7 separate regions of the Homo sapiens genome follow, and regions 2, 3, 4, 5, 6 and 7 are each linked to region 1. A link is a loop called in an ENCODE intact Hi-C map of the cell type or tissue named here. Cell type or tissue: A673. All regions are shown on one strand. Region 1 has its middle 55 kb from the start of CGGBP1. Region 2 has its middle 21 kb from the start of POU1F1. Region 3 has its middle 75 kb from the start of POU1F1. Region 4 has its middle 230 kb from the start of POU1F1. Region 5 has its middle 220 kb from the start of VGLL3. Region 6 has its middle 240 kb from the start of HTR1F. Region 7 has its middle 31 kb from the start of C3orf38.

What was found. Hi-C counts contacts between places; a loop is a spot of excess contacts. Peaks named below come from ENCODE experiments on the same cell type or tissue, not always from the same donor. Only the 100,000 strongest peaks of a DNase experiment are listed, where the experiment ranks them.
Region 2: it touches region 1 in a loop (7-fold over the local background); 40 of 110 quality-filtered maps call a loop at or near these places.
Region 3: a loop joins it to region 1, with 9 times the contacts of the local background. A loop is called at or near these places in 68 of 110 quality-filtered maps.
Region 4: it touches region 1 in a loop (7-fold over the local background); 12 of 110 quality-filtered maps call a loop at or near these places.
Region 5: it touches region 1 in a loop (8-fold over the local background); 9 of 110 quality-filtered maps call a loop at or near these places.
Region 6: it touches region 1 in a loop (7-fold over the local background); 2 of 110 quality-filtered maps call a loop at or near these places.
Region 7: it touches region 1 in a loop (9-fold over the local background); 11 of 110 quality-filtered maps call a loop at or near these places.

Annotation. Positions count from the first base shown.
Region 1 is chr3:88,001,803-88,005,802 of GRCh38, reverse strand. No RefSeq gene overlaps it. Among named protein-coding and RNA genes, the nearest start is that of CGGBP1, 55 kb to the left of the region's middle. In A673, CTCF peaks have their summits at 525 (motif pointing right), 2,255 and 2,458 (motif pointing right); DNase peaks (open chromatin) are centred at 512, 1,582 and 2,462; H3K27ac peaks cover 2,399 bases.
Region 2 is chr3:87,295,909-87,299,908 of GRCh38, reverse strand. No RefSeq gene overlaps it. Among named protein-coding and RNA genes, the nearest start is that of POU1F1, 21 kb to the right of the region's middle. In A673, a CTCF peak has its summit at 1,613 (motif pointing left); a DNase peak (open chromatin) is centred at 1,598; H3K27ac peaks cover 1,545 bases.
Region 3 is chr3:87,349,204-87,353,203 of GRCh38, reverse strand. No RefSeq gene overlaps it. Among named protein-coding and RNA genes, the nearest start is that of POU1F1, 75 kb to the right of the region's middle. In A673, a CTCF peak has its summit at 2,422 (motif pointing left); a DNase peak (open chromatin) is centred at 2,393; H3K27ac peaks cover 422 bases.
Region 4 is chr3:87,501,684-87,505,683 of GRCh38, reverse strand. No RefSeq gene overlaps it. Among named protein-coding and RNA genes, the nearest start is that of POU1F1, 230 kb to the right of the region's middle. In A673, a CTCF peak has its summit at 1,582 (motif pointing right); DNase peaks (open chromatin) are centred at 253 and 1,593; H3K27ac peaks cover 370 bases.
Region 5 is chr3:86,772,464-86,776,463 of GRCh38, reverse strand. No RefSeq gene overlaps it. Among named protein-coding and RNA genes, the nearest start is that of VGLL3, 220 kb to the left of the region's middle. In A673, a CTCF peak has its summit at 2,181 (motif pointing left); a DNase peak (open chromatin) is centred at 2,153.
Region 6 is chr3:87,546,162-87,550,161 of GRCh38, reverse strand. No RefSeq gene overlaps it. Among named protein-coding and RNA genes, the nearest start is that of HTR1F, 240 kb to the left of the region's middle. In A673, no CTCF peak of the experiment used is centred here; DNase peaks (open chromatin) are centred at 751, 1,671 and 2,501; H3K4me3 peaks cover 794 bases; H3K27ac peaks cover 4,000 bases.
Region 7 is chr3:88,178,639-88,182,638 of GRCh38, reverse strand. No RefSeq gene overlaps it. Among named protein-coding and RNA genes, the nearest start is that of C3orf38, 31 kb to the right of the region's middle. In A673, a CTCF peak has its summit at 2,039 (motif pointing right); a DNase peak (open chromatin) is centred at 2,078.

The DNA of each region.
Region 1 (4,000 bases):
TGACATGGGAAGTGTGCATGAAGCACTTTTGCTGAACAATGAGTACGATGATGGTTATTTTGAGAAAATCACTAGGGATCTAGTTTGAATTGCAACTGAATTATCTGCTTCTTACCATGGAATTTTTTTTTTTTTAACTTGAAAGAGTGACTGCCAGACAGACCATGGTTATTCAGATGTGTGCATTTGGAAAATACTTTCTCCAAAATGAATGAAATGAACTTTTTACTTCAAGAAAGCAACTGATAGTATTTGTTGTCAGTGATAAATTTCAAGTTTTCAAGCAAGGGAGGATGCCTTTATATATATGAGGTTTACTTTAATATCTTTTTCTACTTAACTTTTCTGTAAATTATCCAAGAGATGGCCTGAAAATGGACTCTATTAAGCAACTCCTCCCATACGGTGTTCTGTTATTTGACACAACCAACTGGTACAATTCTTGTTGTGGTAAAAGAGCTACTTCCTGCAAAATAAGATTTTAGTGGCCAAAGACTACACTTTTAAAATGTGATTTAGCAATTGTATTATCTTACCAGTAAGGGGCAGCAAATAACAATGTTTGTTTGAAATACTAAGCTATTACCTTACGGTAATTTGGAATCTGTCCTTTTCTTCTTCTGTTTAATGAAGAAATCTCTGACTCCTTTCTCACTCTTCCTAGTGATGATAAAGTCAGAGAGATTGAGGATAAAAGGGACATTCTAAAGGGAAAATAGTAAATTATGACATTTAAACTACAATACTAAGAAAAGGATAAAATCTGCCTGTCCTTTAGGCTGACAAATGGTGACTTTCTTTTCTAAGTTGGGTCCTAGTAACTGCCATAAACCAAGTATCCACAAAACGTATTCAGTCCACTAATGAGAAAGAGAAGGTAAAAGTAATATCTTGCCTTAATTCAATATTTCTATCAAAAGATTGGTTTCTCATCTGTGCTTTAGGAATCAAGTTTTAAAAAAACTTTTATGTCATTTTAATAAGTATTTATCAAGCATGTACCATAAGCCAGGGCCATTCTAGGTATTTGAGACAAATGATAAGCAAAATAGATATAATACCTGTTCTTGTGGTACTTTGCTTTGGAGGGGAAAGTTATCCAAACTAAGGGAGGGGCTAGGTAGAACAGAAGAAATTATGAACACCAGACATAAACAGAGAGTAAGATGCTAGTGAAAGGATGGACAAAAGCCAAGTGATTGTGCTGGCAAAATTTCTTCAGAAACTTCTTTTGAATCTTTCACTATTTTTTTCCCGTCACAAATGCTGATGTGAAAAATGTAATGTTTTTCTTTCATCTGGATAAAATCTCTATCTCAATACCCTTTTCTGTCTGAAGGATAAAGCTTAATTATTTTCAAGTAAACTTCATTGCTCCGTGGATTTCTGAGTGTTTCACTTTACTGAAATTCAGAATCTGTTCTCCATAACACTCTTTCACCTTAGGTTTAGGAAACAACTTTTGTTGTTTGAGCTGTCTCAATGCTGTGTTGTAATCTTTGAAATATAACTCATTGCATATGGTACTCATGAGTTCTCTTTCCATGCTGACATCAATATCAAGATGTGATTACAACCAGGATGTGATCTGCTGTTGTGACTTCTGGCACTCCAGAGGGCCTCTGCAGGACAGCTAATGGGCGTGCACACACGTGCTCTCTCTCTGTCTGTCTCTCCAACTTTTACATTGTTTCTGGAATCTTTCAGAATTCCCAAGCCAAACCAGGCCATAGGATGCTCACTGGGGCTGCATCAGATCTTTCACTGCCCCTATATCCTATGTGGCTATATTTAAGAAATTGAACCTATATTCACCTAGAAAAGAAAATTATGTGGAAATATTCTGTGGAATAGAACATTTCAGTTGCTCAGGGTCCCATAAGTAAAGTAGGCTCAGAAACCGTTCACTTTTACAGTCCTTAATATATTCTGGGGGTTTCTATTATCCATACCTACACTTTGATACTTAATAGTTGGAGGAATTAAATGAGATATACAATCTTTTACAAGGCTTTTGAACTTGAAGGCTGATATTTGCACTTATTCCAGAAGAGTTTCCTTGAATGAGGGGTAGTCAATTAATGAAAAGGAATTTAAAGGAAAAAATGATACGATACCAATCAAGTAATGATTTACAATTTGACGTATATGTTCAACTACACCATTATTTAAGGATGAAAATCAAACCAACACATAACTTCTATCTTAAACATATTTCTCTTCTTTTTACTGCTAACCTTCTCAAAAGAGAAATACCTACTTCTGAATCATCCAACATGTAAAATTTCCCAGTTATATGGCATATATGAAATGGACATAGAAATACTTTGCAATTTCATGCAATTTCATGAACGGTCTTGTTTCAAGTTCACTAATGCACATCTGCATTAGAATACGGAAGTTTTTGTTTTTTCCAGAATTCCAATATTGTCTGTGAGTTTTAGATTCACCTGCAGAGGGCAGCAAATAGTAGTGCAAATCCCTGTTCTTTAAATGCTTAGGCCTCAAGTTTGGTGGTAGTAATTGATTATGCAATAAACATGAATGCTTGTTTACGTTACTTAAAATCAACACTGAAAGGTTGTTTTGATGTAAGAAAGATTTTTTGTGGCTACTTTAAAAAAAAGTAAATGCTGGGCCGACAGTGAGTAAGAAGTAGTTAAATTTATTTTTGGTAGCTCCTTATTCTTCTGGTACTTCTAGAGCTTTTTTTCTAGACAGCTACGACCTGCTTACTTAAATAAGTTTAAGGCAGAAACCATGAGAGATAAGTAAAGCACTGACATTGGTTTTTTGCTTTAGTGGTATTTGCTGAGCACAGAAGGTCTCAAGCATTAGTTGTTAAGGTTTCACGGATGGAAGACAAAGCCTATGACCCACTCAAGTTCAAGATTATATCAGGAGATTCCTTCTAAACAAAACTGGGACCCCAAAGTGTTATACTCCCAGTTTAAGAATGCATTAGAAATAAACTCTGACATTAATCTGGAACAGAACAAAAAATTTCCTATCTTGAAACTTGATTATTCAACCTTTATTCTCATGAGAGGTGGAAAGAATTTCTCCTGAAGAGTCACAACCACGATTTGGCTTCTATTCAAGTTTGTATCCAGAATTCACACCACCTGGTATTATGAAACACACACACTCAAGCAAAAAACCTGAAGCCAGTGATATAGTTTAAATTGATACAGACTGATAATGTGCACAAACACCTGACAGAAGCAAATGCTAATCCTCCCATGAAGAAATCCACTTTCATCTCAGGCCTCAAATAATTTCCACAGATAAATTCAAATGAAAATGAGAAAATTGAGGCCAGGCGCAGTGGCTCACGCCTGTAATCCCAGCACTTCGGGAGGCCGAGGTGGGTGGATCACCTGAGGTCAGGAGCTTGAGACCAGCCTGGCCAACATGGTAAAACCCCGTGTCTACTAAAAATACAAAAATTAGCTGGGCATGGTGGCGGATGCCTGTAATCCTAGCTGCTCAGGAGGCTGAGGCATGAGAATCGCTTGAACCAGGGAGGCGGAGGTTGCAGTGAGCCAAGATCGTGCCACTGCGCTCCAGCCTGGGCAACAGAGTGAGACTTTGTCAAAAAAAAAAAAGAAAGATCAAAGTAAAAAGAAAAAAGTCAATAAATATATAGGGAAACAAGACACTGTGAATGAGAGCAAGTATAAACAATATTAAGGCTCAAAAGTCTTCATATGTAGGAACTGTAAAACTGAAAAAATAAAAACAAGCTTGTTTAAAATGTTTCAAACAAATATATAGAATGGTGAGTAAAGAGTTAATAGATGTGTAAAACCCAACAGTTCTAGAAATGAAAAATATAATGAAAATGTAAAACTCAACAGACGATTTTACACAAAATTGTCTGTAATTGAAACCCAGAGTTATAAAGAAATAGAAAATACAAAAGATACATGAAGGAAAGAATAAGACGGTCTAATATTTATCCAGTTGGGATTATAGAAGAAGAGAGATAGAGATAGAA
Region 2 (4,000 bases), 710 kb after region 1:
GTTTGTATTAGCAGTTCTCTTTTTTAAGTATATTACCTCTGCAAAAACACTATAAGCTCCTGCATATGAGTAACAGAGTGTTATAACTATTTGTATCCCCTGTGTCTCATGGGATATCCATCCAAAATTATTTGAAGTCTAAAGAATTCAGTATTAATTAATCAATTTTGATGTTTCATTTAATTATTTGTATAACAATTGGTAGAGAGCAATCACAAGCATATATTAGATTATTATTGTACTTTTTATTCATGCAATTTCTTTACGTAATTTGAAAGGAAAAAAAATAAATCAAACTTGTATTTTAGAATTAGGTTGGCAAGCCGGGTGCGGTGGCTCACGCCTGTGATCCCAGCACTTTGGGAGGCTGAGGCGGGCGGATCACGAGGTCAGGAGATCCAAACCATCCTGGCTAACACGGTGAAACCCCGTCTCTAACTAAAAATACAAAAGCAATTAGCCGGGCGTGGTGGCGGGCGCCTGTAGTCCCAGCTACTCAGGAGGCTGAGGCAGGAGGAGAATGGCGTGAACCCAGGAGGCGGAGCTGGCAGTGAGCTGAGATCGCGCCACTGCACTCCAGCCTGGGCGACAGAGCGAGACTCCGTTTCAAAAAAAAAAAAAAAAAAGAATTAGGTTGGCAAACCGTTTTGTAAAGGGCAGATAAGTATTTTGGATTGTGTGGGCCAGCCCATCTATAACACAGTTGTTCAACTCAGCTGTTGGTGTGAAACATTCATAGACAATACACAAATGAACATACATAGCTACGTTCCAGTAAAACTTTATTTACAAAATGAGTGGTGGCCTAGATTTGGCTGCCTAAAGAGTTTTCCTAGTGTGTTGTTCTAGGGTGTTGGTGAGAATATATTAAACTAAAAACATATATCTTATTTCAATTGTACGTAGAGATACAAGTTTATAAAGTAAATAAAGCAATATTCCCTCAGTAGAGTAGATTTTCCTTAAACACTTTCTGATATTCAGCAAAACTTATGCTAGCAAACATATATAATGTGATCTTTGGTACTGCAAATTTTGAAAATACTTTGCAGTACAGCATAACTTTGTTTTAAAAATATTATAATCGTTCATGTATTGATGGTTTCAGTGGTAAGATTAGATAAAACAATAAAATAAATAGTTGTTACATTTTTCTTGAAAATTGAAACAAATAATTATCATTTACTGATGATTCAGAGTTGATTTTAAACAGTTTCATTATGGAGTATAATTTTTTTTATTAATAAATAAGTACATTTGGAACCTTCTAAGCAAATGCCACTTTAAAGCTTTTCATAAATATCTGCCTTTATCTTAGGCAGATTTGCCCTGGAAACACACTCAATGTGTATTCTGGGTGCTCCTCTTTTGCATAGCTCCAAATTTTCTGAAGAAACAGATATATACCTTTCATCATCTCTGTATAATTCATAAAAGTACCCAGAAGTCAAGCTTTAACTTTTTATTTGCAGGTTTTAATAAAGAAAAATATTAAAATATGACTTGACTTTAGAAGTTGATTTTCCTGACAGCAATCAATAGTCCCAGCGAAATGTTAACAATTCATTTTGTTTTCCCTGGTTCAGTGTATCATAGTGCCACCTGCTGGTGTAATTAAAGAAATTGCCAGTATAATGGAGGAAAAAGCAAACATAGTGGGCATAGTATGAAAGTGGACCGTGAGAATCTAGAAAGTTAAGTAATGTACTGTATGCAAAGTACGTAAAGTTACTTTAGCTAATTTGAATTTTACTTTTTAAAAATTCATTTAAAAATGCAGTAAAAGTGTCCATCCAAGACCTGGAAAACGTTTGTAATAGCAAAAGTTTCTAATGAGGAGTTGACTTTAGGTACAAGAATTGCTTTTAATTCAACTTTTTGTTTGAAATTGTTCTAAATTTTTTATATAAAAGCATTTTAAGAATTTTTAAGACTATTTGAACGCAATTTGTGCGATGCACACTCATCAATAATAAACATGCCTTTAATCAATTTTCCATTGTATTTCCTGAGTCTGTGGGTGAATGATCACTGCATGCTACAGTCAGAGTAGCCTGCAATACAGGCCTCTCTCTTCCCCTCTCAAGTTCTCTAATTTCTTTTATTCATGGAAATCACCTAAACAATTAACAGAAATGTAAACCTGCATTTAAAATAAAAATAATTAGAATGGAAGTATTGGTGCCAGCTTACAAAAGGCTTATAATTTAACTCTAGAGTGTTTGTATGGGGAGAGGCCAGGAATGACAGATCCCTGCTTAGAAACTTTGTTTGTTTTTATTGAATAAATGAAATAAAAGTTTTACCACTCTGGATTAACTCTCAGCAATTGGCTCTTAATTTTGTTTAACTCATCCTTCCAAACATATTTTGGATAACAGTTTACTGTTCTTTTCCTGGGGCAGAAAAATAAAGTAGGGGAGAAATGGCAAAGCAGATGCACCCTGAAGGTGAAATTTTGTAACAGGCAAAGTTTATAAAGTCACGTTTCTGAGCGTTTTTCGGAGGGGATTCTAGAAACGCTCATGTCTTTATGCTGTGCTCTAGTTGCACAGTGCTGCCATGAAAACATTTAGTACTTGGAATATTTGCTGTCTCCCTTAATGTAGTCATCCATGTGCCTGCCATGAACCAAAGGTCACAGTACCCCTCTCTGCATCCTTTCTGCTACATAACTTGGATATTTCTTTTCTTGCTTCATTTGTAATTCTCTGGCTTTCAATACTTTTTTTGTAAGTGACTTAAAAATTTTTTAAAAAATAGTCTGGGTACAAAGCATAAATATACTCAATAAAAAAATTTACTGTAGGTTTTATTCTCTTGAAGACCTTTTTTGGGGAAAAATGATCAGTTTTACCAGTAACTTAAAGAATTATTGGTTGAGGTTTCGTGTGGTTGGTTGTTTTCAAAACCTTCTTTAAAATGAAAGGAGTAATAAGAATATGAGCATTTTATCTACCTAGTATATTAGTGCCAAATTATGGGAAAGATGCAAAGTCTTTGGGAACCTGGAGGTTCACAATCTGTTTATTGCTTTTTTGCTCCCTAATCAGAGCAGACCCTACAGGAATTTAATAATGAAGTTGCCAAGACAACTCTGATTGAAGTTTCTACTTGCCATCCAGACCAAAAAACAAACAAATGAACAATATCCAACACTCTTGTAGGCTTTCCTAACGTAAAACAAATTTAATGTAATTTCTATAGCAAAAAAAGTGATGTCTCATAATGCTTATATATTCTACTAAACTATAGAAAAACCATAACTTATCACCAAAACCATAGTAGCACGTACCTCTGTGGAGACATATCTAGACACTCATTACTTAACCTATATAGCGAATACTTTATACTGATCAAAGTATTAATATTCTTTTGAGGAGAAAATTCATATTGTTGTTCTGTGTTGCTTTATCATTAAATGATGGTCAATGCCGACCATCTGCTTGAATGAGCAACAGGAAAACTGTCTAATTCTATTCGATGATAATTTCTTGAGAATTTGAGTTGACATAACATTGAGAAAGCCTATTTTTATTTCCTGAAACAATTTATCTCTGTATATGTTTGCTAAAAGTGCTTTTCCTGTCTCTAAATAACTGTTTTAAGATATAGTTTCAGTCTGAATAGAAAAACTGCAACTCAAACCATCATGCTTAAAATTTTTAATTTAGACTTGGGGACTGCCTAGCCCATCCTTTGACACCCTACAATGTAGAACCTCTTAATAAATAAACCACTCTTGAGTACTGCATTGGGTAACTTTTGAAGATGCATGAATTACTGAAAGCTAGTAGAATGAGATTTAGTAAAAATGGATACTAATTTAGTAGAAAGTGCCTGCTTATACTATAGATTATTGCTGCTACAAAGATAATGACACATTTTCTGCTAGTGTTTTATTAATGTCCATTCTGATTAAATGAACATTAGTCATAAACTAATTCAAAGACAAAGACATGACTGTTACTTGCATAAATGCAACCATGGCTATGGTAAT
Region 3 (4,000 bases), 650 kb after region 1:
TACGGGTCTGTTTAATGTTTTATTGGGTGATTCTTTTTTCATGGATTTAAATATCATCTCCATAGTGATGGTTTCTAAAATTTTAACTTCATTAACATTACCTTTCTAAGATTCATGTCAAATTCTTAATTGAAATCTCTATTTGGGGATCTCATGGACAGTTTATATTTAACTTGTAACAGTTTAAATATCATTTTTTCCCAGTCTTACCTGTCTAACTTATGTCATAAAATAAGAGCAATGTAACACTTGTAGCCCTTGTCAGAATTCTAGGAGACATATTTAAGACCCTTCTAATTTTAATCCATTAGTAATAAAAATAACATTTATTGAATGTATATTATGTGCTATGCACGACACTATGTTTACTACAGACATTATTTAATCTTCACAATCCACATATGAGGTATATATACTATTATACACCTCCTTTTCTACAGATGGGAAAAAGCTTAAGTGACTCATGGAAGGATGTTTAGCTAGTAAGTGACGTAGCCAGGATTTCAGAACAGACCATTTTGTTTCAGAGTTCATATTTTTATAGTCATTACACTATATCTCAAATTATAATAAAACTACACGTAACACATGCATAACATTTATTATGATCCAAGCACAGTTGTAAGTGCTTTAGATATATTAAATCATTTATGAGGAATATATTTTTATTATGCCTATTTTGTACATCAGGAAACTGCACAGAGAGGTTAAGTAATTTTCCCAAGGCCAGTAAATCATAGAGACAGAATTTAAAACTGACCTAGGCTCCAGGGAGTGTGTTCTTAACCATAGTGATATCCACACTTTTGGTTGACCTGTGGATTCTACCTGCAAAATCCATTTTGATGTTTTCCATGGCTAGAGAGCAAAATCATGCTAAGGTTTGTAGGAAGGATGCCAGAATGCATAACTTGTTAGGGAGCTGGAATGATAATCAAAATATTCCAGGTTGGATTACCTCAGACTACAAAGTGCAAAGAGATGTTTCGGATTGTTATTAAAATGTCTGAGTCTAGCCAGTTGACAAATGCAGGCCTCACAGTAGGAAAAACCACCACTAATTCTTTCAGCAAGCTAGGTAACTATTACAGGTAAGCAGGAAGCAACCTGAATGACTCTGTTAATCATTATGAGAATGTGAGATGGATAAGCCAGACAGAAATATTCATACTTTATAGTCTCATTTTATAAGAACCAGAAGGGTTGCAGGAGGCATCATTTTGCCAAACTACTGTGCAAGTGCCCTGGGACTAAGACCCAGATATTCTAATTCATACTCAGATGGTCTTCCTATTACATTATGTGTGCATCCCTTGGTTCCTTATTGGAGTTTTCAGAGTAAGCCAAGAAATAAGGCCGTAGATTTGAGAACAACTAAAGATACACGAAAAAGCAATGCCACATATTAAGAAACAAGGAAACTGGTATCTGGTGGTCACCTTACTAAGAAAAAATTTTGAAAGGTTAACTTCAGTATTCACAGATTTTGGCAGATAATATTTCAAAATAAATTCCTATAACTTGGAGGAGAAGAGGAAAGGAGTGGGGTTAGCTTTTAGAAAATCTATTTTCATATCATGTTTGGTTGAAATATTTTAAACTAGAATACTAATAAGCACTACTGAAGATATTTCTACAGTTATAAAATTGTATAATATAGAAAAATATAAATGTATGTGGGACCAGCTCATTTGCATGTAATTTAAATATGTCATAAGAGAGTTGAACAACAGCGAACTTCAAATAGAACTATCGGTTATACTAGAGTATAGGTACAAAATCAAGATTAATCAGGAAAAGTTAAGAAGTATCTTTATATAGACCACATTTTGTAACCAGTTAAATTTTAGAAAAAGGTACATATGTTCTCAAAGTTTAATTTTCACATTGACATATATTGTGAAAGCAAAAAGAATAAGGTTTATAGGAACATAATTGGGTGCTAAGATAGGTGAGGTTAGAGCTATCACAGATGCATAGGTTATAATTTAATGAATTCTTTTCTATATCATTATTAAAATATTTTCTGAAAAATAACGGGATTGTTGGTGGAGGACAAGAATCATCTACCAAAAACTCCTGAGCTAGTTGGTTTTCAGAAATCATAACTTTTTGTATTTGAGAAATGTAATGTGGAGCTTAATTTAAATGTTACATAATCCTCGGGGGTTTGAATAGCACCCTATAATCAGTCATATTAATATTTACATTACAGAGAAAAAAAAGACTATAAATATTCTATCGTCAGGTTAAGTCAGATTATTCCACAAAATAAGTTCAAGTTAGGTCAGATTTTGCCCTTCCAAAGTGAGTTAAGGTAACAGTTTTCAGAGCTTTAGGGTATCAAAACTGCACGAAGGCTTGAGGCACTATCCAAGAGCACCACGGTGATTAACAGTGCCATCTAGTGGCAAAGAAGTGAATCTGTGCACCCGTACATATTTGTCAATGACTATAATGCTAGTAACACTTATATTTAACAAAATAATTAATCAAGTATTTTCTCTCTGGGGATATAAAAATAGATAAGAAATTTTCCCCTACAGAGAGGAATTTTTAGTCTACGAATAAAGACATTGTGTACACATACTGTCAGTACAACATAATTAGTGTAATGGAAGATGGTAATACGGGAGAGGCTCTTACTTGGATCAACTGGGGAAACGTTTTCTGAAAGAGGAAGCAGCTGAGTGAAGACTTGAAAGTAGATGGAAAGGGGTAAGACTGCTTCTACAAAGAAAATGCAGAGAAGAAGGCAAAAACAGAAATCCAAACTGATAGAGGTATTGACATAAGATAAAACTAAACAGGACAAGAGGAAAGATTCCTGACTCATATATAGTAACTTCTTGAATGCCAAATGTTAAGCATGTTTGTTTATTTCTAGTTTTTAATATTCTATTTGATTTAATGTCACTGCTCTTTATTATCAGTCTTTAATGGAAAATAAAATTTAAAATTATATATTATGTCCTATATCTATAAAATAACTTCAGATTCTTTTGGAAATTAAAAAAACCTATTTTTTTTATAAATTATAAAAATAATATAAAGTATTATTTTAAATAATTAATCATTTGCAACTTACAATATAAACCTTAAGGTATGGGCAGTAATCTACGCATGAGGGTAAAATGTGTCTCAATTAGAGAGTTAACTGGATTATTGCATCATAACAATTTACCGTCAATCCAATTGACTCTACTGATAAGTGTTTTAAATTATTATTTCATAATTTTTCTAATAATGACTCTTTTTTTCATTTTATTTGCTTCTATTCTTATTGAGACCTATTTTACCCTCAATTGTTTTGCAATGTTTTTATGATATTTGGACATTCTGGTCCATGTTTCCCAAATTATAGCTTTATTCCAATTTTAATGTAATAAGAATATTTATTTTTCTATTTGGTGAAAATCTCTCAGACTACCACTCACGGAACTTTTTTTTTTTCTTTTGGCCTCTGTATAGATCAAACCGGAAGGATTCAGAGCCATTGCAATTCAATAGGCCCATATTAAGATACAGAAAATGCATTTGCTATTCTTCATCCTCTAGGTAGTGGCCGCAGATACCTGTATGTGGACACATATACACAAAAATGCAACTTTAATTTGATCAAACAATACTCATACTTACTATTTATAAAAATTTATAAATAAATAAATAAAAGGCAAGCAAGGATTGGTAAACAATCTACAGAGAAAAAAAAATTTGTTTAAGAGTGTGATGCCAAGAATGCTGTGTACCTTGGACAGGCAAAGAAAACTAAGTTCAGTAGAATAGTGAGAATTAAAGGCAGCCGGCAAGGAGGCCAGAAATGCCTCTTAATTCCAACTACATTTTTTTCGTACAGGTCTTCCTCCCTTTCCATGTTCTGTTATGTTTATCTGTTCACAGTCTTTCTCCAAGAGACTATGAAAGCTTTATGAAAAAGTCCACCTGCTGTTTAACTTTGTATTCCTTGTATGTGGCATAGTACATAGCATGTATGCATTTT
Region 4 (4,000 bases), 500 kb after region 1:
TATTACTCTTTGGAAATCTCAAAACTAAGAATGGTCTTGTTTTTCCTATCTGCCATGAATCACCAGAGATATGTTTCATCTTAGAAATTTCACTCTCCAAAGTGAACCTCCTTCTGTAACACACAAACTTGATTTGGAAAACAAACTTAATTGCAAAGCACCAATTTGTCTTCAATATTCATTATCTGTGAGTCTTTATTACTGTCCTAGAAAATTATATAACAATTTTCTTTTAATTATCTTCCTGAGGATACACCTCATTTCCTGATGACAATTGGAAAACATCCAAATGGCGACCAGCCATAATTATGATATGTTACTTAATCAGAAGCTTCAGTAGCTATTCACAGTCACTATGTTTATTAACTTCAGTTTCAAATCATGACATTATTCTAAACTTGTTCATAAAGTATTAAGACATACCATAGATATGTAAAATTTGATGAATTTATTTAAGGGTTTTGTAAAAAATTGTTTTGTAAAATTGTCTTTCATTGACTCCGGTTATGTGGAATAATTAATATATACATAAAATATACACACATAGATATAAGGAAGGAGTCAGGTATTTTTATTCTTATAAAATGTGTTATGGTAAACAAACATGTAATTGGTTCAAGAAGAAAGGCCTCCGCCAGACACTGAAGATTTCTGTGACAGAAAAGAAATACAAAAGGAATGATGGATAAGAAAAGTGATAGGACATTTAGAAAAAGAAAATAAGGGCTCATGCCTGTAATCCCAGCACTTTGGAACCAACCCAAATGTCCAACAATGATAGACTGGATTAAGAAAATGTGGCACATATACACCATGGAATACTATGCAGCCATAAAAAATGATGAGTTCATGTCCTTTGTAGGGACATGGATGAAATTGGAAATCATTCTCAGTAAACTATCGCAAGAACAAAAAACCAAACACCGCATATTCTCACTCACAGGTGGGAATTGAACAATGAGAACACACGGACACAGGAAGGGGAACATCACACTCTGGGGCCTGTCGTGGGGTGGGGGAAGGGGGAGGGATAGCATTGGGAGATATACCTAATGCTAGATGACGAGTTAGTGGGTGCAGCACACCAGCATGGCACATGTATACATATGTAAGTAACCTGCACATTGTGCACATGTACCCTAAAACTTAAAGTATAATAATAAAAAAAAATAATTTAAAAAAACATAAAAAAAAAAAAGAAAAGAAAATAAGGATTTCTCCTCTTTGAGAACCTGGAGATTCTGCATGTGATTGCGGGTTTTGCAAGAAGGGAAAGATGTGGGACGATTGCCCAGAAGCCAACAAAGCACTTTTCAAGTCTTAGAGCATCAAACCGTATTGTTTCTTAGGCTTGTGTATTAGCACACATGGCGTGGTCAAGGAGAAGCCTAGACAGAATTATAGTCACATCTCCGGGAGTCATAAGAAAGATTTTGTCATGCACAAGAGAAAAGGGACATTTTATTATCATTTTTTATACCAAACCCATTTATTGAGTAAGCACTTAATAAATGTGAGCGAGCAGTTCCTATCAATGGTGACGTCATTAAAAAGATTGCTGGATTAAGTGCAGCTATTGGATGCTTCCAGCAGGGGGAAGCAGACCTCTTTATAGTTAGAGTGACTGATTTCAAAGATGGCCCATTTGCAACTAACAATTACCAAGGAGTTGGTTTGTTGATATTCCAGAGTTGAGATCACCAAAACATGACGATACTAGTCTATCTGCTTAATCATCCTTCATCTGTAAACATTTATTCCTTCAAACTGCATTTTTTAAGTAAATCTGATGGAGGCAATAAATATTTTAGAATCACCACATGAAGATACACAAAGTATTTTATATATTATATACATTGGTAAATGGATTACTCTCCTTTAGTCCATAACACAACTTCAATTAATGATTTATATTCTGGACTGCATATTGAATATGGAGGCTAGAATCATAGACTACTAGGCAGGAATCTTCAAAAGTTGAGCATAGTTGCAGACAGGTTGGAAGTGCGAGCCATGCATTCACAACTTTGTATTCCTACTTAGCTATGACTATGCCCTTGATTTTTCTTTGTCCTGTCCAACTGCAAGGAAGAGAGCTAGCAAAGGTTTTCTAATAATATTTATTCAGAATTCTAAACTTATCAACATGCCAACTCAGACAATTGAAACTGCTCCTATGCACATGCCCTTGTCTTGCTCTGCTAGTCTGAGTTTCTCGCAAGGTAAACTGAGAACAGCCAGAATTTCTGGATTTCTTCCAGAAACTCAATCTCTTTGCTTCCAAGTCTGACACCCCAGCTTAAAGTTAGAATTATGAATAAATAAATATTAGTAGCACCTTTTGGAGTCATGATGAACTCATAACACAAAACTCAAACTCTCAAAATTAATTACTTTGTAGTTTCCCAGGTACCTTTCTGTGAACAATGCCTATCATACATCATTTATATATAGAAAATGTTTGTCATTATAATTGTTTTGCTTGCTAATTTGTTCTTTTTGGTTTATAAGGCTGAAAGTTTGGACTCTATTTGAAAAGCAAAAAAACAATGAACAATTTTTTAGGAATAGTGGATGTGCTATTGATACGGAATTTTAAGCTTTATGTGTGTGTATGTATGTGTAAGAGACACACACACACACAGAGAATGTGATATATATACATATATATGTATATATATAATCTTTTGATACCACAAAGTTCAGAGCAAAAATTTTTAGACTGCAGCCAATGGTTTAGATGTCTAAAGGGAGGTAGCACGTCCATATTTGGATGGGAGGTGAGGCAGACATGCTTGAAGATGCAGGGATGATGCGTAGCAATACAGGAGAGGGGATCACACAAAAGCTGAGAGAGGAGGTTTGAGATGAGAGCTGCAGGACTGCTATGTACAGTTATGCACAGTGTCCATTGTACAACTCCGGGAGGACAGTGAATACCAATTCCAGTGAGTTGTGCCCTTGGAATTGTGTGGTATACAATACACAAATCTATTGACCATGTATGGTAGTCTTACACGTGACAAGTGACAAAAAACACAGGAAGCTCCTCAAAAATATTTATGAGGTGGCTGGATTATGTAACATCATGCCTAATAAGAACCTAGAATATTTAGTTTAGATAACAACAGAAAGGATGACCACAGAATACTGGAAATTTCAGAGTGGAGAGATACTCTTATAGTTTAAATAAATATCTTTTAAAAAACCACTGAAAACTTACTTTGCTTATTGCCCTATCAACTAAGCTTTTCCCTTTGTATGCTACTTTGCAATTCTGTGATCAGAACTAATCTTAATTTTCCATTCCCTTGATGAAAAAAATAACCTATTAGTTTCATACGTATTTGTTCCTATTGTCTTTGGATTTCTATGCCATATTCATTTTAATTTTCACTTGAAATAATCTTACATTTGTTATCTTGTCCCCGCACAGCTAAGCCTCCTTCAAGCTATCCCTATTCTCCATCCTAGAGTTTAATCCCGTTAAACATAGATCTCTTGTTACAAAGAGTGCATAGAGAGATGTATACTTTCTTTTCTTTTTTTTTTTTTTTTTGATATGGAGTCTTGCTCTGTCACCCAGGCTGGAATGCTGTGGCACGATCTTGGCTCACTGCAACCTCCACCTCCCAGGTTCAAGCGATTCTCCTGCCTGAGCCTCCTGAGTAGCTGGAACTACAGGCACCATGCCCAGGTAGAGACAGGGTTTCACCGTGTTAGCCAGGATGGTCTCGATCTCCTGACCTCGTGATCCACCCACCTTGGCCTCCCAAAGTGCTGGGATTACAGGCATGATTCACCACGCCCGGCCGAGATGTATACTTTCAATAAGCATTTATTGTGTACTTAACACTATGAGTGGCAAGAAACCACTCTTCCCTGAGTGGTCATGGCTTCGATACAACTTCTTTCTCTCTCTCTTTTATATTAAACAGGAAAATCAGGGCTATTTTTTTCTCATTGAAGTAATTTAAGAGTATTATGCTTCAGCTGCTGA
Region 5 (4,000 bases), 1.2 Mb after region 1:
GGGAATCCTGTGCTTATATTGATTACCACTGGGCAGAAAACAATCCCAAGGCAGAGTGATGTGTTCAGTCATAATCTGCCAAAGAGTAACCTGGATCTTGCTTTTAATTTTGGGGCCTGGGGAGGGGAATTCCAATTTAGCCTGGAAATTAGAGGCTACTAAAATTACCTATAGGTGATGGTTTTTATCCAACTTGTCACTCCTAGCCTGAATAGAAATAGTAGGAGTTACTGAAAGTCCAGAATCTCTGGAAAATGTTGAAGGCTCAAACCAGGTGCCTGCAGTGGTCTTGGTGTGGCTAATGAATTTCTGTTAATATCTATCATTTTGATTTTTCTGAAGTTAGGTGATAAGAAGGTAATCAAATAATCCACAAATATTTATTCAATGCCTATATAATAAGAATCTCCAGACATTTAAAATGTTTCAGATACTGTCCCTGTCCATAAAGTGTTTACCCTCTTTCGATGAGAAAAATACTTTGAAAATATTTATTTTTTAAATATATTACTAGTAACATCAAAGGTATAGCAGAGAAAGTAAAATCTCATAAGACTTCAAAATGTTGCCTATATACTGTGTGCTATCATAATTGCAAACAGGTTTTAGTGTTTTGTAAGCACAGCTATGAAAATAATTTACCTACCTGAAGTGAGCATATCAGTCACAGAATTAAAGACTTAAAGAGTTAAACTTATTTATCTGTTTTTGTTGCTTGGGATTGTAGATATTTTAGCAAATAATAACATGTTTTAGAAAATACAGAAATGAATTCCAAATTTCTGCCCAGCAACTCAGCAATGAGAATCTTCCTTATGTCCAGTCTGCTTTATTTATGCTAAGTCAATGTGCCAATGTTTTTTTAAAAATTCCCAAAGAGTTCAGAAAAACAGAACAATCCGTATCCCTTTGCCCCACCAAGTAATTCTAAATCATAACTTTCTGATTCTTCGAGATCTTATCCCTATTTTCCAACTCATTCATTCAAACAACAAATGAGGAGAGGTGGAGAGGGAATGAAGGAAGATAAATAATAGGTGATAAATTTGGGGAGGAAAAGTAAGAAATGAAAAGACCAATCAGGTAGGATGGAACGTAGGAACACTGTAAAAATTCAACCTGAAAGTAAACAAGTAAGCTTATAATAGTCTAAAACTGAGTAAAAAATTTCTATCCATACACCTACTATGTACCCACAAAAATTAAAAATTAAAAAATTGTAAAAAGTTCCGTTCGAGCTTCTCTAAACCTGGCAACTAAAAAAAAAAAAATCAATTACATATTAATGAAGTCATTCTCCTCTCCTTCATTAGAATTTTAGGTCACTAAACTCTTTTCACTTATTAATTGGCATCAGTATGTTGATTTACTAAGGATCACAGAGTATATCCGCTGTGGAAGCAAAACCGGACCTGACATTTGCTAGCTCAGTCTGCTGCTTTCACATATTTTTTTGTTAGAAAAAAAAAAAACTGTCTCTCTTTGCGAGAGTAAAGACGAAGAATTATCAGAGAAAATATGCTATTATTTTACCAAATTCATCAACTATAGAAAGTAGAAGCATTCCTTCAAATATCAGTAGCTGTTTGAAACTTTTGATTAATCAGTAACCCTACAAAAATAATATGAATATGAATAAAGATAATTTAGAAGACACCTATGAGTAGCAAATTACATTGATTATAAAATATAGTAATTTAAATACAGTCATATATGTAATGATATAAAAGTAAAATGTTAGAGTTTATGAATATAAGTTATATTGAATTATTCTTAGCTAGAAAAATTTTAAATTAAGACTTTATCACAAAAGAAAATGTGAATGTAGGATGTCATAGGATTAGTTTACATTTTGCTTTTTCCTAAAGTATTATTCTATATAGGGTATAAAATTTGCCAGTGCATACACACTCATGTACACACATAGTGTTTACATATCGGAAATGTATTATATATTTCATATATGTATATATCACAAAGAATAAAATATTTCCTGTTAAAATGTATTTGGTAAAAATCTTTATAAAACATGTTTTCATAATAACTAAAAGCATACTGAGACCGAACACAATTTTATATATAAAATGTAATTCAAGAAAGACTTTTAAGTGCACTATAAATACATTTTAATACATGAGTATGTAATGGAAATTTTCTGATCTTTCTCTGCCACCTAGTGGTATACTCGACAGTTTGTCTTTTTTAAAAGGCTAGTGCAAAACTTATTGAATTGGAATTTACATATTGGAATTACAGACTCAGTCATTTAATACATATGAAGTTATGAGTAAACAGAAACAGAAATGCAGTGTATGCATTGTATGGTATTCATATATTACCTTGTCAATTACAAGGTTTTCCAAGGCTTGCTTTGCTATTTACAAAATGTAAAACTTCAAGGTTAGAACGAACAGGATAGAGCTGTTGCCGTAAGGCATAATCTTCCAAATCAGGTTCCAAAGGAACTGTCAAATGTTATGTGAAGTTTTAAAAGTCTAACTAGCTATCATGTACTGTTTAAGTATTTGTAATCATGTAGGAATTTCTCAAGCACTTGTATGTACACTGGTTCACTTAGTTATGTCACATAAATTAAAATGTATATGATGTATTTGTTGTCAATACTAACTTTAGAAATTAATTACCTATAAAAGCAGAAAAATATATTGAAGTTATTTGGATAGAATGATAATTAGACAAACAAAAATAATTATTGGTTGCACATTCATGCTCTTCTGTGTGGTAGAGAGTCTATTTTCTTGAATGAAGGAGAGGTTTGCGAGAGCAGATACATGTAGTTTCAAAATAAATGATAAATACAGAAAGCCATACATTTCTAAAATAAAACACTCAAAATGAAAAGTTCAGGTGTGTGTTATTTAAAATGCTCATTATACTCAAGGACAATATTGATAAGTTAATATCTTTCCTTTGAAATATTTGCTTAGTAAAAAGAGCTTGTTATCAGCCTCCCGCTGCCCCTGTCTTCATCCACCTGCTGGGAGATGCACGTGCTTTTGTGAGGGAAGGCTGGTGTATATGAAAAACTTACTGGGTCTTTATAATTATCTGTAGCTAAGAGAAGCAACTTTTTCATATAGTGAGAATTGACTAATGCAAAGATTAAAATGTCCTGGTACCTGGACACAATTAATATTACATATTATAGAAAGGGAAGTGATTTATTATAAAATGAACGAAAACATATGACTTATTTGTCTTAAAATTAACATTAATAGAAAGGAATGAATATCATTTTTTTTCTTTGAGAAAGGTCAATGTACCTTTGCACCTGTTTCTGTACTCTTAATCTGGGAAATGACTATTCTATAAGATTAGCATTCATAATTAATTTCTAACCCTGTTATATTGTTACAGGATCATTGGGGTGTCATTTTTCTGGTCGGAAACCTCTGTGGGTGGCATTGTTGCCCTAGTTGCCCTAGTAGCTCGGGCCTACTGGGCTTGTTTTACCTGCTTGTCCTGGCAATCTGCACTCAGCTCACACTACCAGCCTGGGTCCCATACTTGCCAAGCGTGATTCAGGTGTGGAACAGCAAAGGGTGTGTGAATGAATGTGGGGTCTAGCCACTGAGCACAATCAGATGTGACAGCTACCACAGCGGGACAGGCAGCTCCAGGTGCTGGCTTGAGATGCCAGGAACTGCAGAGCCCCAAAGAGTCACCGCCCTGGCTACAGAAGCTTCCAGGTCTGGGATTTCTGAAGGGCCTCAGTTCTTCTTTACTCTTCAGCAGCAGTGTGTCGAGCAAGGGACATGTTTCAGCCCTGTTTGTGTTACAGCTCTTTTAGCCCCACCATTTGACAGATCCAGAGTTCTTCTCCTACCACCATGAAGAATGAGATATGGAAACAAGTGGGACTATGAGCAAGATGAATAGGAGCTTTATTGAGTGATATAACAGCTAAGTCTCCTGCAGGGGGGCAGCTCCTTTCCACAGCCATGCAGCCACAGTGTCCAGATGAGTGTTCAGCTCCTAG
Region 6 (4,000 bases), 460 kb after region 1:
GTATCCTAGGGAAACATGGAAAGTTTATCATCAAAAGTCTGTACATTTGACAATAATACTTTAAAGGATTTAAAACAATTTAATGAATTTAAAAGATTCATATAATCTCAATAAATGCACTAAAAATATTGGTTTAAATTCACGAAATATTCATGATTTAAAAAAGACAACTTTGAAAATTATAAAGAGAAAGAGTTTCTTTCTTTGATACTTACAACAAAACTTATACTATTTAAAGGTCAGAGACCTTTCCTTTAAAATAGAAATGACGGGTTCTGTACTAATAGTGCTTCTATTCAACACTTTGAGAATCTAGCCAGCAAAGTAAGACCAAAATAAATAAAACCAAAAAAAGAATTGCAAACAATGGCACAAATGAACCTTATTAACTGATAATGATAAGTCTGCTCAAAACTTAGAGAATTTACATGTACATATTCAGGGACTTCTCCTTTAAGTATGGCAGGATAGTTTATTCGGATCAACTTCAAGCCTTAGGGGAAAAAAAAAAACAGTCTTTGTAAAAGACTGACTAATGAACTGACAATATTGGAAACAATATCAGGCCAAAACCTAAATGAAAAAGTAAACCTAGGGTGAATATACAGTTAATATATGCAATAAAACTAACATAAAAAACTGTGCTATGAGTTTGATGTCTGCCCTTCAGAGTGAGGCTTTTGAAATAATAGGCTACTGTCTTATTTTTACTTCCTAGACGTCCATTTCTCCCAGATAATTGCAGTCTAACTCCCACTCAAACAATTTCAGTGAAATTACTCTCAAATGATCCAGTCAATCTAACTGCCTGTTAGAATATGCTCACATCTCCTCCTTTTCATTTTTCCTTTCTTTTTCTTTCTTTTGTCATCCTTTCTTTCTCTCCTCCTATCACTAATTTTCCCTGTTTTTGGTAAGTAAAAATAATCAATTATAATTTGCTAAACGTGTGCAAAAGTAAAAAAGAAAATTATTATGTAATACATCTTATTTTTTGGAACAATAATTTGAAGTGTCTAGTTATTTAGACATAAACAAGTCAGGCTAAAGGATCTGTAGATCATATCTTCATGGATTTAATTTTGAACCTAATGATATTTTATTGTGAGTTAATGAATGCATATCTTAATATCAGAATTAGAACAATATTGGTGCATTTTCATCAGAAAAAATATTTTTGAAATAAGCTATATTAAGCAAATTTAGTTGCTTACTTCATTTTCTATATAGTTAAACTATTTCCTATTTCTTAATTTTAATTTTACTACAATTATTTTTATAAAATAAATTATTTTGGTGTAGTTGTTTTTTTGACATTCATCAGTTTTGCTCTTATCAAATTTTATTTTTTATTGTTTCTGCCACTAGAAGCTTTCTTTGTGTTCATTATTTTCATAAAGTCCAACAATATTGGGCCAATCTTGTGAGGACTAAGCTTTGATATTTTTTAGCTCACCCAAATTCCTACCTAGGGGGTCTAGAGAGTCATGCCCTACAAACCATAAATTCTCATCAGATGGGTTTTATTGGCCCTATTTATTGTGACTTAGTTTTCAATCTGACTCTGGCATAACATTATGAGACAGGAAAAAAAAAATTTAACCCCAAAGCATATTTCTTTGCCATGCCTCGAAATTGCCCTGCAAAGTCTCTTGTGGGAAAAGCCATATTCTATAGAGAATCCCCTTCCCCCTTTGTCTTCCTTCCTTCCTTCCTTCCTTCCTTCCTTCCTTCCTTCCTTCCTTCCTTCCCATATCCAGGAGATAATCAACGAAGAGCCAGGCACCCTTTTAAGTACGATAAAAAACAGTTTACCACCTGCTCTCTCTAAAGTCAGCTATCTAAGAGCTTCCTCTGAACAATAAAACGTAGTCTCCACAGTTCTTTATCTTTAGCCTGAACATTCCTTTCTATCAATTCCAGATTTTAGACAAACTCAACCAATTGTCACCCGGAAAATGTTTAAATTTACCTATAGCCTGGAATTCACCCTCTTTGAGTTGTCCCACATTCCTAAAGCAAACCAGTGTATTTCTTAAATGTATTTGGTTGATGTCTCCTACCTACCTGAAATATATAAAGCCAAGCTGCACCCCGACCACCTTAGGCACATGTTCTCAGGACCTCCTGAGGGCTGTATCATGGGCCACGGCCACTCATATTTGGCTCAGAATAAATCTCTTCAAATATCTTACAGAGTTTGACTCTTTTTGTCAACACTGGCAAAAGTAAAATATGTCAAAATGTTAGATTTTTCTTTCAGTTTTTAGGCAGTTACAAATTTGCTATGTGCAACTTTAGATATTGGTAATTTTATATTTCACCGATAGTTCTACAACATATAAACTATAAAAATGTCCATTAACAGACATAGGTGCACAAGAAAGATCACTTTCTTTTCTATAAATCAAATTAATTTCTAAATCCAAGACCTGTCATTCTAGGCTAGTGGAAAACTCCAGTTCTTCCTGAGTCTGTGACCCCTTTGCAAAATTTTATCAGGATAATACAATGCCAGTGCACTGGGTGGGATTTATTTTATTCTCAGTATCATCAGGTCTCAACTTGATATAGATGTGAGATTTATTTCTGCATACCCCTTCAGTATTAGCACATTTCTTTGATTTTTTTGCTGTAATAAAAATAATCTGTAAGGCCTCCTACCTTAGTTTCCATCTGCTATGCACAATGCAAACCTTCCTTTTAGGTATCTAATAATTATCCTTAAGGTGATTCCAGCCAGCAGGGCACAGGTTTCCTTTGCTCTTCTGGCATAAGAACATCTCTCTGCTCCACCACTTGAAGTATTTCCTTTTAATCTTTTAATAGGGCAGATAGTCCCACTTTCTTTCCTTTATTTTTTTATCTTTCAATTTTTCTAAGAGCTTAAGATGTATGAAAATTCAAACTTAAGTCTACCTCTATGTACTAGCCCCGTAAAAATGTTCCCTGTAGCATTAAAATAAGGGATAGGCTGCTTGCTTGAGTGAGATACAGGAACAGAGGAAAGTAGAAGAAAGAAAATTATTTCACAATATTATAAAGCCATGTTAGTGTAATTTTTATATAAGCAGTGGTCACTTGTCCTAACACAATCAATAAAATATGATTCTTCACTTACGTTGCTTTTTAGATACATAGTAAATTTTCCCTTCAAACATTTTAGTTGCTGTATTAGTTTGTGTTTATTTCTCTACCAATAATACTAAATTAATTCTTCTAAAAGAGTCAAAGTGTGTATTTAGCAAGAAGCTGAGGACATTCATAGGGCAGAGGTTTGCTAGCTAAATTTTAGGCAGACAAGGTTGAAATTGTTGGCTTCTGGCAAATTTGCACTCATTGTAATGGGAAAAAATTATATATAACAAGACACATTTTGACTTGATAAGAGCTTCTCCTAGTTTTGTTCCATGTTCTGCGTTTTAATTTTTGCTAGGGGGAAGAAGAACAAATTTTCATGGGTGAAAATGTATTGCAGGAAGGTGTAACCACCTGATGGGTTCTTCCTGCCCCCTGCACAGATGAAAACAATTTACTGAGACCACAGCATTGCTGTAAAGATTAATTGACATGAGGCCAGTCATGCTATGTGGGAGACAGAATTATCATTACTCAAATTAATCTCCCCAAAAATTAGGAGGCTAGGGTTTTTCGAGGATAGTTTGGAGGGCCGGGGAGTCCACTTCTCGGTAAAACCATCCATCCATTAGTCATCAGAAATGCAAAAGTCTGCCCAGGCTTGTCTTGAAATCCTGCCTCGGCCTCCTGAGCAGCTAGAATTTCAGGCACTAGCCATTGTGTGTGGCCGGATGAAACTTTATGTTACTGGCTGATAGGAGATGGAATTAACACTCAAATCAATCTCTCTGAAAATTTGGGGATCAGGGATTTTAAGGACAGTTTTGTGGGTAGGGGATCAGAAAGTAGAGTGTGCTGATTGGTAAAGTCGAAGATGAAATTATAGTGTTGAGGCTGTCCTCTTGCACTGAGTCAGTTCCTG
Region 7 (4,000 bases), 180 kb before region 1:
TGGGGTCAGGAACCCACTTGAGGAGGCAGTCTGTCCATTCTCAGAGCTCGAACGCCATGCTGGGAGAACCACTGCTCTCTTCAGAGCTATCAGACAGGGACATTTAAGTTTGCAGAAGTTGTCTGCTGCCTTTTGTTCAGCTATGCCCTGCCCACAGAGGTGGAGTCTAGAGAGGCAGTAGGCCTTGCTAAGCTGTGGTGGGCTCTGCCCAGTTTGAGCTTCCCGGCCACTTTGTTTACCTACTCAAGCCTCAGCAATGGCAGATGCCCCTCCCCACTCCAGCCTGCAGCCTTGCTGGCCAATCTCAGACTGCTGTGCTATCAGTAAGCAAGGCTCTTTGGGCGTGGGACCTGCCGAACCAGGCATGGGAGGAAATCTCCTGGCCTGCTGGTTGCTAAGACTGGGAAAAGTGCAGTATTTGGGCAAGAGTGTACCTTTCCTCCAGGTACAGTCTGTCATGGCTTCCCTTGGCTAGGAAAGGAAAATTCCCTGACCCTCTGCGCTTCCCAGGTGAGACGATGCCCCGCTCTGCTTCGGCTCACCTTCCGTGGGCTGCACCCACTGTCCAACCAGTCCCAATGAGATGAACCAGGTACCTCAGTTGGAAATGCAGAAATCACCCATCTTCTGTGTTGATCTCACCGGGAGCTACAGACTGGAGCTGTTCCTATTTGGCCATCTTGGAAGTGACCTCACCATTTTGTGCTTTTAAAAGACTTATTGATCATTGTACAATATTTCTAAGCAACAACAATGTGATCATAAGTTTTAGAAACTTCCCCACAATATTTTGTGGTAAAAAATGTCTTCCAGATTGAATTATTACAATTGTTACTGTCATATAATTGATCAAAACAACCTAACTAGTTCACATATTTTACTGGAAATCCATAATTTACTGAGATGAATTAATATTCTTACTGCTTGACTAAGTCAGGGTTTGTTATCAATTCCATTCCAATTTTTTGTTGTTGTTGGTTTTGGGTGTAAGCATGATTTATACCCAAATTATGGTTATAAGTAGAGACAAAATTACAATATCATCCAAATTTAAATGCATTCCTAATTTACTTGTCCATTTTAATGTATGCAAATTTTAGATCAAAAGGAAAATAATCAGATAGTAATTTATTGTCAAGATTTACTTTTAGTAAGCAGAGCATCAGATGAAAACTTATTTCAATTTGTTTGTTTGTTTGTTTTGAGACACAGCTTCTGTTGCTCATCCTGGAGTAGAGTGGTATAATCACAGCTCATTGCAGCCTTGGCCTCTAGGCTCAAGTCATCCTCTCACCTCAGCTCTCCAGGTACCTGGGACTACAGTCAGGTGTTCCGGGCCTTGCTAATTTTTTTCTTTTTTCTTTTTTTTCCTTTTTTTTTTTTTTTTTTTTTTTTAAGAGATGGGATCTTGCTATGTTACCTAGGCTCGTCCTGAACTCCTGGGCTCGAGATATCCTCCCACCTTGACCTCCCAAAGCATAGTTTTTCTTTAATTTTGTTAGAATCAAATAATTTAAAAGATAGTTTAGCAACCACTTGACTTAACAAAACTTTTGTTGAACAATCATTATAGTGATTTCCTTTCTCTTTACAAACACTAATAATTGAAAATTCTCTTTGACTAGCATCCAGAGGTTTTTAATACCACAGGGCAATGCACTATAGTGAGACTCAGAAGGGATGAGAAGTAGGTGTTTATTTTGTAAAATGGAAGAACAGCAATTGTGAAAAAAAAAGAAAGGAAAGAAAGAAAGAAAGAAAAAAGAAAGAGAGAAGAGAAGAGAAGAGAAAAGAAAAGAAAAAAGAGAAAAGAAAAAAGAAATAAGGCTGGAAACATGGTATAGCACGTAAACCAAGTTCGTTGGGGAAAATGCAAAGGACATTGAGGATCAGAAAACTGATTGCCTTAACACTCTTTAGATCAGCCAAATTTTCCAGAAAGTCTCCAAGTACCCTCAGAAGCGTAAGTTTACCAGTTGGAATTGCATTACTACAAAGCCAATTCTAAGACATAGACATGAAACACTCTGAGAAAAGCCTTGGCCACAAGATGTCACCAAATTTCCACTTTCTACTTTAAGGTGCTATTATAAGCTTCCTTCCTTCAAAATGATCCGCAGCAGCATTTGGGTTTTGAACAAGAAGAGGACAGATAAAGTACTCTGATTCTTTCTTAATTTTAAAAGAAAAAAAAAATCAATGGGTAAGAAGGGAGGATGAAGAAAAATAAATTAGTTTTGCAGTATTATCACATGTTATCTGGGCCTTAACAAATTAGTTTCTAGTAAAATGTGATCCAATGAACACATTTAAATAAAATTAAAATTAAACAATTTAAAGTAGGTACTCTAAAGTGGAAAAAAATCTTGTGTTAATTTGCTTAGGAATCTATTTTGTTTTAAATAAAAAGTAAATAAAATGAAAAAATATTGTAAAAATGAAGATTTTATTAAAATCCTGAGAAAATTGATAACTTGTCAATAAAAATAAGCCTATCCCTCAGAGCAAATTTGTGTTAGAATAAAAGGCATCTGTTTATCCATATACATAGCTCTATGCAGCCCCTAAAACATTTTATTATTCAAGTTTACTTAGTGTTGAAAATGTTACCTATTGCTTAGTTATTCAAGACTGTTATATATTTATAGTATTTATTGTACTGTATGTATGTTGAGAAGTTAATTATTGATATGCTAAATTTGTTATAGTTGGGAGTTAACTTCATACAGATTAATATGGATTAAAAATCCAAATTTCTCAAAATTCTAGATTTTTAAAACATATAGACATTCAAATTACATGTCAAGTTGTGAGTATTAGCATATTCCTCAGTTTTCAGTGTGAATATTAGCATATTCCTCAGTTTTGAGATTATTGTTTCATAAATGTTTCAAACCACATTATTATGTATGTTAAGGGTATTTTAATTAATCATTCCAACTCTGGCATAAGTAGACAAACTACTTAGTAATGTCAAACCAAAATAATATTCTGGCAGTCTCTGTCAGTAAAATGTCATTTTATCTGAAACATGAACAAACTAATTTCTGTTGTTGTTTTTGATATTTTTCTTTGAACATTATAAAAATTTTCAAACATAAAGCAAAATTGAAAGAATTTTAAATGAGTACCTGTATATCTTCCACAAGGTCCTACTATTAACAGTTTAGTATACTTGCTTTATCATATCCATCCATCAATCCATCCCCCATCCATTAAATCTCTTTTATTTATGTAAGCACTTTAGAGTTCAATATTTGTGTGTGTTTATGTGAAATGTACATATACTACAATGTACAACTCTTAAGTGTATATTCACTGAGTTTTGACAAATACATACATCTGTACACAGTCAAACCCATATCACGATATAGAACGTGACCTTCCTGTAAGAAAGTTCTCATAACCTTCACAGTAAATTCCTACCCCAACAACTCTCCAGAGGCAACCAATGTTATTTTTTTTTCCACTGCAGATTGGTTTTGTTTGTTCTAGGCTTTCTTATAAGTGGAGTCACAAAGTATGTACCCTTTTGTTTAAATCTTCTTTCACTAAGCCTTCATGTTGAATGCAATGTATAATTCATTTATTTGTATTATAGAGGAGTATTTCACTATATATGCCATAGTTTGTTTATCCAATCTCTAACTGAACATGTGAGCTATTTCCTTTTTGAGGCTTTTCTGAACAAAGCTGCTATGAATATTCTTGGATATGTCTTTTTGTGAATATATGCTTTTATTTCCCTTTAGTAGATGCTTATTAGTGAAAATGCTGGGCCATAGTGTAGGGATATCTTTAGTTTTAGCATTTAGCATTTAGTTGTGGCATTATACAATCCTTACAAAAAATGTATGAGAGGTCCAGTTTTTCTATAACATCACTAGCATTTGGTAATGTTTATCTTTCTAAATTATAGTCATTCTGGTGGTAGTGTCTTGTCTCCTGGTTTTAATATGTATTTCCATAGTGACAGTTGACATCGTATACTCTTTAATGA